Regions from separate parts of the Mus musculus genome. Here region 2 is linked to region 1. The links are chromatin loops, found by intact Hi-C in ENCODE. Cell type or tissue: left cerebral cortex. All regions are shown on one strand. Region 1 overlaps Ttc7b (tetratricopeptide repeat domain 7B). Region 2 holds the start of Gm51958 (a long non-coding RNA gene).

The links. A loop is a pair of places that touch in the nucleus more often than their neighbours do. Peaks named below come from ENCODE experiments on the same cell type or tissue, not always from the same donor. Only the 100,000 strongest peaks of a DNase experiment are listed, where the experiment ranks them.
Region 2: it touches region 1 in a loop (2.5-fold over the local background); 3 of 42 quality-filtered maps call a loop at or near these places.

Annotation. Positions count from the first base shown.
Region 1 is chr12:100,419,701-100,424,700 of GRCm38, forward strand. The region is part of intron 5 of Ttc7b (tetratricopeptide repeat domain 7B); the gene reads right to left. Among named protein-coding and RNA genes, the nearest start is that of Gm51958, 73 kb to the left of the region's middle. In left cerebral cortex, a CTCF peak has its summit at 2,021 (motif pointing left); DNase peaks (open chromatin) are centred at 514, 843, 1,339 and 2,006; H3K27ac peaks cover 3,119 bases.
Region 2 is chr12:100,347,205-100,352,204 of GRCm38, forward strand. Ttc7b (tetratricopeptide repeat domain 7B) reads right to left here. Exons shown (of 20, transcript NM_001033213.1): 17 at 732-829. Gm51958 (a long non-coding RNA gene) reads left to right here and starts at 2,203. Exons shown (of 3, transcript XR_003950124.1): 1 at 2,203-2,483. In left cerebral cortex, a CTCF peak has its summit at 2,381; DNase peaks (open chromatin) are centred at 104 and 2,522; H3K27ac peaks cover 4,238 bases.

The DNA.
Region 1 (5,000 bases):
CACATATCAGTCTGTCTTTGAGCAACTGACCCGACACTGATAATTTCTTGTGTGTATGCTTTTTAGATCTAATCTAATTTCCTTAAGGAGACAAAAATCTAAAAATCAGTCCTGAGGTGAAGAGAAAAAGGTAAGATACACCTTACAAGAATCTATTTTCAAACATACAGTGACCCCCATCCCAGAGTGGTCCTGGAATTTATACTTTCATTAAAAGGAATATGATGTCACTGGGCAGTTGAGGACTCAACTCAGCAAGGCACTGCATGCAATGTGGATAAGGCTTCTTGCTGGAAATTCATGAGCAGAAGGAGAAAGGGTATGAAAAAGGAGCGACAGCCTTGCTTAATCCCCTCTCATCGTTCAGAACAGAAATCCCTGCCTATTAAGTCCATCCCATGGACCCTATGACCCTGAACTGATAAAAAGAAGCAAAGGGCCGACAGCACTCACTCTCTGAGTCACTGTGTGCTGACTGGTTCCTGGGCTTCCTGACTGATCAGAACATGGTCTATTCAGCATCGTAATGCTCCACAAAGACAAGGCTAGCCAAGCACTTCACTCAGGGCACAGCATTCTTTAGAACACCCTGGTCAATATATCCAGGCCATACTTGTTCTCTCGGAACGCTGGGTCTGGCCTCTTTAGCTGGGAACACCTCCCAGCCATTTCCTTTACATTGAGCACTGCCACCATCTATGACAGAACTCAGTGATATTTATAACACACTCATTAGAACACATCTCATCTTTCCAAAAAGCCACAGAACGGGTCAGCAGGTGCAAGACTGTCAGCCAGACTCCGGAGGCTGTGACAGATGATCAAGGTATCTGGCTCTTGTCTGGGTTGCATTTTAAATCATGCAAAGATTTGAGATAAAAATGTGCTTCTGTAAGATGCAAGCCACAGGGGTAAAGGCTTCTCCGAATTCTCATTCACAACAACAAGCCCAGAACTTTAAGACACTGACTAATTGGCTCAGTATGTAAATATCCCCCCAGCCCTCTCACCCACACAGATGAGATGTTATCAGGTCAGAAGCTTTGTGCTAGCATAAAAAGAGAAGCCTGTGCTCAGGACTCTAAGTAGCACTAAGGAAGTTCATTGGAGACATGAACAAAAATTAGGGAGTAGGCCTGGGACATGCAGCCTAACCTGCCTGTCCCTCCACTCATTTGTATGGGATTCGAGTTCATGGCTAACAACGTACATTGCTCTGGGCTGAAGCTCAGTGCTCTGGAGTAATCTGAGGGGAGGAAACAGTCACAGCTAAAAAGGGATGGGAACGGCTACGACAGCTAATTCTATTTCCATATCACCAATTAAATGCCTACCGTGTACATAAAGGGCAGCCCTCTGAACTCATGAAACAAGGACATGCCTGAGATGATGTCACTACAGACTCTGGTAGACCACAGAAAGAACTGTTTTGCCATGGTGGAAATTAGACCTTGAACAGTACTTCAAAGCTAAATATTGTAACTGTGGGAAGGCTACAAATAGGACCTGGTCATTTGGGGCGTCTCCTATGTCCTCTTTGCAGAACGAACTATTTATAGAGTTATGGAAGCACAGAATTTTCTAGCCAGAAATGATCCAACAGAGTCAAGAAGTGAAAGGGTTTGCTCAGGCTCTAAGTGTGGCAAGAGAGCAAACTGGGAGCTTCCCACCATGCTGTCACCACCTTGGACAAAAGAAAGATGAGCTCTATAAAGCAGAGATGGCTTGAGAGGAAGGAACAAATACGAATCCAAGAGCTCACATGTGTATTTTGTGCACTGATATTCAAATTACTTCACACACACAAATAGCATAAATTCTATGCTCTGGTGAGGACAGCTAATGAGATAGATGCTTCTTAGGTACTGGTTCAAACCGGAAAGCAAATCCATTAAAGCCAGGTGAAGAAGCCCTGTGCCTGATGTTCTGCCCTCTGCTACCTGATACATAATGAGGAGAGAAACCCAATTCCCTTTTCTGGCTGGCTGTGGTTTCTCCCACGCAAGACGGAGGCCCTCTGCTGGAGGAATGTACAAATCTTTAGGTAGAAGGAGGCTGAGCCTGCTGAGGGGAAATCTGCAAGAGGTCCTGGCAGAGGAAGACTCTGGCGTGAGTGCGAGCTGTCCCCAGCTGGATCCCAGACTGTGTTCAGGATTCAGAATCAGACTCTGCTCAGCCCAGAAGAATTCTGCTCCTAAACAAAGAGTCCAGAGCAGTGGCAGAGTAGCGCAGGCCTGAGGCTGGTCAAATGAGGGTGGCATCCCAGAACAGCAGGGAAGGGGTGCCACGTTTTAAATATTAGAAATAGTCACAAGCACCCTAAATACCAAGTTCTTCAATTCTCACCAAACAGTCTATAACAAACAAACATTTTAAAGTCAGATATTACTCAATCACTTCCTATTCGCCACTGAACAGAAAAAAAAAAAGCTACATGTTTAATCATGATAGCAAGGAAGAAAAAGGAGGAAAATGAAAAAAAAAAAAACCCACATGATTGCTTTCATATTTCTAAACTATTAGTTTGTCCCTAAAATGCTGAGGCCCATTAAATAGCTAGAACAAACTGTTGCTTAAAGTTTCCACTCAAAGTTGAACATCAGAACACCTGGTTCTGAGGGTTTCCACAGACTCCTGACAGGAGGTCATTTATTCCATTTCACCGCCCTTGACTGAGATGGTACGATGATGTCAGAACTCACTACGGTAAGGTTTTTGCCAGGATCAAGCAGCACACTCTGGCAAGGTGTCAGAGCCTGGGTCGTCTCCTGCACTTTGCTTTCTGTGCTGGGTGTGTTTCCCCCAGGTTGGAGCAGCTCCAACAACTCAGCTAAGACCAGGGAGGAAAGCGCCTGCAATCTTTAGGACCAGCTGTGTGCTCAGCCTGGCAGGCCAGGCCACCTTTGATCCCTGTGCCATTGCTGTGCCCAGCCCCACAGGCAGAGCTGCAGTGTCCCTTGGCCTATGCATGGTCAAACTCACCCCTTTTCATAGTGGGAGGAGTCTCCTCTACCTTTCACCCACTCCTGTGCCTTCTCCCTTCCCCTTTCTATGCGTGTTTGTTGTTCTCTAGACTCTCATCATTCCAGGGCTCTCTGTGACCCCCAGGCTTGACTTCCTGCGAGCCTGTGCTACCCCACAGTTGTCTGTACAACCTTGAAGGTTCCAGCTCTCCAGCAGTTGGCCCTTCCTCTTTTTTTATTTTCAATTGTTTAAATCAAACTTTGAGTTAACATATAAATAATGGGTTCGTTTTTTCATAAATACATGTCATTATCCCTTATTCTCATTGCCCCTCTTCCACCCTCACATTCTCTCCATCCTCCTCTGGCTGATACCTTCCCTCTCCAAATGGTGCTTCTCTTCTTTCCCATCTCAGAATCAAAGCCTTTTCTTTCATCTGTCTCATGTTCTCTCTCTCTCTCTCTCTCTCTCTCTCTCTCTCTCTCTCTCTCACACACACACACACACACACACACATTTTCTCCCTCAAATGTCACCTTATTATTCTTCATAGCTGAATGCAATTCTGCTGTATGTATGTATTCATGTGTATATCTATACATTTTCACTTTATATTCTGCTGAAGGAGATCTAGACTGGTTACATATCTTGGCTACTGTGCATACAGCAGCAATAAACATGGACATGGAAATATCTCTGGTTCATTAAGAGTTCTTCGGGTACATATTCAGGAATGGTATAGCTGGGTCATATGGTGGCTGTCTTTAGGTTGCTGAGGGACTTCTACACGGATTTCTATCAACAGTCAATAAACCTCACTCATCAGCATTTGTTGTCCTCTGTTATCTTGATGACAGCCTTTCTGAGTAAGGTGAGATGTAATCTAAAGTAGTTTTAATTTGCATTTCTTTGATAGCTAAAGATATCAAAGTCTTTCTCCAATGTTGATTGGCCATCAGTGTTTTAAGCCCGTCTCCTCCGTTCAGTAGCCCATTAGCTGACAGGATGATTGGGAGGGTGGGGGTCATTCTGTTTTTACAGTTCTTTATGTATTCTAGCTATTAGTCCTACTAGTCCACTGCCTAATGTTTATTTGGCATAGATAGACCCCCAATCTGTAGTCTGTCTTAACTCTGGTGATTGCTTCCTTTGCTATAAAGAAGCCTTTAAATTTATGCATCCCTACTTGTCAATTCCTTTAAAAATGATCTCCGGGGCTGGTGAGATGGCTCAGCAGTTAAGAGCGCTGACTGCTCTTCCAAGGTCCTGAGTTCAAATCCCAGCAACCACATGGTGGCTCACAACCATCCGTAACGAAATCTGATGCTCTCTTCTGGAGTGTTTGAAGACAGCTACAGTGTACTTAGATTAAATAAATAAATTAAATATTAAAAAACAAACAAAAACTAAAAATGATCTCCTATGCTATGGGAGGATTATTTTTGCAGAATGTTCCATGTCAATATCTAGAAGTGTTTTCCACCAGCAGTCTTAATGCTTTGGTTCTTATATTAAGATCTTCACTTGAAGCTCCATCACTGCACAGGCCCCCTCTGTACAGATCTCCCTCTGTAGCTCTGAAACAGCTTTTTCCAGTGCTGAGCTCCAAATTCATTGTTAGCATAAGTTTACAATGGCATAAATTTTGTTTTACAACTCTGAACAGTTATAGCTTTTTGATATTATCTCCTGAGTCCTATCCAACAAGAGGGAGATATATTCTGAAAAGAGCCAGAGCTCCAACATCAGCTCATAACAGAAAACCAAGGCTGAGATGGTTGAGAGGACTTGAGAATCTTTCAGACTCCGATGGCCTAACAATGTCAAATTTAACATATCTTTCTTTTATTTATCTTTTCATTTCTTAGAAGACGAGTAGAAAAAGAAAAATTCTCTCCTTCCCCATGCAGTATGTATGTATGTGTTTTGTGTGTGTGTGTGTGTGTGTGTGTGTGTGTGTGTATGTATGTATGTATTATGTCTATGAGTGTTTTGTTTGCATGCATATAAGTGTACCCCATGCATGCAGTGCCCAC
Region 2 (5,000 bases), 72 kb before region 1:
GTCCTAGAACTACCTCTAAAGCTCGAAGCTGAGTGAAGTTCATTATGTTTTGTGGGTCTGTAGGGTTCCCAGATTGTCAGTGATGACCCAGCATTACTGCTGGAGCTGTTTGTTTGTAGCTATGAAAATTAGGGAGGTGCGCTTCCTTCCCTGCATCCAGGGAGCTGTGGACGCATGCTCACGGAGCACACTACCCCCAGAGGTCTTTACCAGCCAAGTAGAAACATTTGCTCAGAGGCAGTAAAATGCTATGGGCCACCACATGAGGACAGTAGAACTAGTAGCTCAGAAGCCCCTGTCACCAGACAGGTCCTCTTACTGGAAGCATGTGTGTTTATGTATGCAACTGATTAGAGCTCAGAATGGCTGATTTCAACAAGGGCAGAAGCCTACAGGAGACAGAGAAGAGAGGAAACCTGCCGCACACAGAAGCCACCAAACTGCAGTTTCAAAGTTTAAGTTCCCAGAACAAGGGGAAATAGATTTAAGAGTTGATCTGGGCTAATGATACTAATTTCCTCACTGTGAACCAACACTGGAAAATGAGGCTGAAGGGGCACCTCTCAGTTAAGTGTCCAGTTATTTGCCTGAGGCCTCTCCCCACACTCTACCCCAACCCCTTTCACCCTCCACCCTACTCCTGGGGTCTGTCAATCTCAAATACCAACCCAGCACCTGGTCCCACCTTCTGCTCCCCCCCCAGCACCCCCCCTCTGGCTCTTGATTCTCACCTGTCTCAGGATCGCTGAAGTCTGGCAAAGTGATTGTATTAAGCTGTCGTCTGTCAGCGATGGTTCTGTCTAAGAGGCTGCTCCCACGTCCAGAGTCACTGCAAAAACACACTGTAAATGTCAGTCACTTGAAAGGCCAAGGCCAAGCTGGCCCAGCGTGCGAAGCACGGGGATACCTATGTCTGTCTGTCCACACCTGAAGGTGTCCTGCACCCAGGGCTTCAGTAACACATACAGTGATGCATATCACAAACAGAGCTTCCGAGATGCCCACAGGTCCTTGCTGCTTTTACTCCTCTGTCACTATAGCATATAAGAGAAGACTGGGCTGCTGAGACAGCTGAGTGGGTATAGAAATAGAACTTGCCGCCTATGCCTCACGTGTGACTTTGATACCCACAACAATGGAGGGAGAGAAGAAACTCCTGAAAATCGCCTCTGACCCACACAGATGCGCCGGGGCGTGCCCGCACCTGCACACGTTCTTACAATGTTGTACACACAGAGTCTTGCACGCTACCCTCCAAGATGACTTTGCCAACCACAGCAGGGCTATGAACTCTGTGGCATGAGGAGAATTACCCAGAACATTTCCTGAACCGTACAGTGCAAAGGCTTCATCCAGACTGAGTATACCAGGACGCCCCAGGCAATCACCACTCGTCGGGGCTTCGGCAGCTCTCCGGCAGCTGCTGGATATAAGGTTCCGAGTGATCGATCAGTCGTGAACTTGAGTGTGTCCCCAGATAAATCTTAAGTCCCTTACATGGGTGATATTCTCATTTACTACAGGAGGAGAGGACAGTGTGGAGCACTTCAGTGAACAATCACAGCAGAACTGGGGGCTGTGGCCCTCTGGCTTTCCCGGGCTTCAAAGGCTGGCTGGAGGGAACCTGGGGCAATCACAACAGGCTTTGGTGCCTGCATCCAGACAGCTACTTCACCAGCTTCCTGCACTGTCCATCTTTCTGACTACCCTTTCTCCAGCTTGGCCTACAAAACAGGCTTGGCATCCCTAACTGTCACTGTCACTGTTACATGGAAGCCACTGCAGGCTGAACAGGGGTGAAGCAGTTAAAGGACCTTAGGCCATAGAGATCCCAAATCTATGAAATAGGTAGAAATTATTATTGTTATTATTCCTATCATGATAATGTCTGGGGGTTCTAAGCCATTTGAAATCTACAATTTCAAGGAACACAATTTCCTTCCTGTGTGCAGCTGCTGCTGTTTGAAAGTGGCAAACGAGATTTGTTATGAACCTTAACCCAGTTTACAGGCTACAATTTCCATGTCCAGAGATGTAGTTAGAGAAACACAGGAAGCCGAGGAAACTTCGCTCAGCGCAGACTGTCAGCCTGCATTTACCACATCATCCGTACAGACTTGCTGGAAGCTGCACTATTAATTATTTCCACACTGGGAAACAAAAAAAAATCTCCCTTAGTAGAAGACAATACAAACTCCTGAGCAGATAATCATACAACATGTGCTGAATGTTTCTAACACTGGTCTGGTCATGTAGTGTTTTTAATATAAGCAGTCACAAAGGGTTGGTGATCTGAACACTGCGAAGGCTCCTCGTCCAGGGAGCTTTCAGAAGGCTTTGTCTCAATGTACGACGATTCTGGAACCCACGAGGCATTGACCTGCCTGGGCGCCCGCTGGACCACACTGGGGTACTGCAGCTGTAATGTTATGGGATTCCACCTCACCAAGCTGCAGAGAATGAGCCTGGCTGCCACGTGTGAGGTATGAAGGGATCCAAAAGCTGGGATCCTGGAGCCTGGATGGGGATCTGGGCTCTTACTCTCTGTCTGTCACTAATGAATCATCACTGAGAAAGCCACTGTACCTGGGTGACTTTTCTGGCTAGATGATGGAAGTAAAGATTCAGAACTGGGTAACAGTTGAAAGAGTGTACAGATAGCGCATTCTGGCTAGTTAAAACTTCCAGGCACATGCCAAGGGTCAGAAACACAGTTCCCTTTAAACACTTGTCTCGGTCACTATGCCTGGTGAGTTTCCCAGAGACAGCTCACCTCTGTCTGGCCTTCTAGTGCAATTATGGGAGATGTGGGAATCTAAGGGCTCCCCACTTCAAACAGTAGAAATCAATTGCATCCAGAATCATTAATAATGATACAAGACCTATCTCCTTCCACTGGTAGAGCAACTACCTCTGGGTCTATCCTGCAGTTTGTCTTCCATTGCCCCTTTAAAAACAGCATTCAAGACAACTAACTACACATTGTTCAAAATGGGGATATCCTTTCTTCATATTGAATGTTTTCTTCCTAGATCTCAGGGGTGCAGAGAGGTACTTTCAGGAGAGGAAATCAGCAAGACCCCAAGTCTACGGTGTCTATATACAAAGCATACACCTCCAGGGAATTACTGTTCCCCTGTTACGACTGACAAGTCAGAGCATATATAGTAAACACTGGTTAAAATGGGAACTGTAGTTTCTCTTAGAGACTCTTCCTGTCTTCCACAGCTGCAGAAGCTAAACACAAGAGACAGGGTGTGGTGGTGAAAGACCAGGAGTCAGAACGCCAGAGTTCCTATCACAGCTTTGCCTCTTGTGATATTGTGTGGTACACAATATATATTTCATCTCAGAGAGGGGCTGCAGACAGGAACCCTAACAGAGGCTGAAAGGAGAGGTGAGGGTCTGGGTTTGGTCCAGCATTCCTCACTATGCGCCTTTCCTCCCTTTTGGAATGCTGATGTATATTCCATGCCCTGTAGGTTGGAAGTTGTTATCTGCTTTTTGACTTGGATTGCATAGGGGGTAACAAACAGTCAAGAGATTTCCTTGAATCCCAGAAGAGACTTTGGACTTTTAAACAGTGTTGAGACTGTGATAGACTATGGGACTTTTGGAGTCGGACTTTATGAATTTTTTTTTGCATTATGATATATATATGACCCCTATAGGGGTCAGGCAGTAGAATGTAGTAGCTTGAATAAGAAAGGCTCTCATGGGTGCACAGATTCAAATGCTTGGTCATTAGAGAATGGCACTACTTGAGGGGGATTAAGAAGTGTGGTCTTGTTGGAGTTAGGTGTGCCCTTAATGGAAGATGTGTGTCACAGAGGCTGGGCTTTGAGGTTTCAAAATTCCAAGCCAAGCGCTGCAATCTCACTCTTCTTGCTGCCTGTAGATCTCGATGCAGAACGCTCACCTCCTTCTTCAGCACCATGTCTGCCTGCGTGCTGCCATGCTCCCTGCCATGATAATGGACTAAACCTCTAAAACCCTCTGAGGCCTGGGTCCTAATCACACAAGCTTTCACTGTGTCTGAGCCTTGTGTCAGTAAGAAGAGTTGTGAGCAGTAAGAAGAGTTGATCCAACATGGCACTTGCCCATTCATTCTGCTTTTCTGAAGGCAGAAGGAGAACACATTCTGTAAGATAAAAAAAGCCCTACCAAAACACTGGTGATTATTAGAAGGCCTAAAGTAAAGAAAACCTGCAACAGTGTGTGTCAGCTTTAAATGTTGTTTGTTAGTAAGTGATTGACATAGGAGTTAGGAAGAAAACAAGATTTTCCAATCATAAGGATGTCATTTTAAGGCTAATGACAGAGAAGGTTCAGGTGGCAGTGATCAGAGGTGGGAAAGAAGTGACTGACAAAAGAAGAAGAAGAAGAAGAAGAAGAAGAAGAAGAAGAAGAAGAAGAAGAAGAAGAAGAAGAAGAAGAAGAAGAAGAAGAAGAAGAAGAAGAGGAGGAGGAGGAGGAGGAGGAGGAGGAGGAGGAGGAGGAAGAGAAAGAAGAAGAAGAAGAAGAAGAGGAGGAGGAGGAGGAGGAGGAGGAGGAGGAGGAGGAGGAGGAGGAGGATCTGGCTGTCATCAACAGAAGCAGTATGCTGTCACAGAGAGAGCTTTAGTGTCAGACAGCCTCCTGTTTGATGGTAACTCCACTCAAATCAAAGTTGGAAAACTTGGGTATGCTGCACACTCTCCTTTAGCTTTTCATTTCCTCTAAAGTTGGGGCAACAGTAGCTGTCTTGCAAGGCTTATAGGGAGTAGAGGCCCAGTTTGGTGCTGGCACAGAGAAGTTCTCAGTGAAAGCGATCACTATCAGCCCCGGCTGAAATGATGCGATTTGGGATGCTGAGAGCCCATGGGGACCTTTCTGGTGAGAGTCTGGTCAGGTTCACGCTGTTCTGAGTGGCTAAGTCATTATGGAGAAGAACTGAGAGGGCTTTGTTCTTTACTAAGGGAGAGAAGACGAGCAAGTCAGATCCCTATCTTAAATGCAGG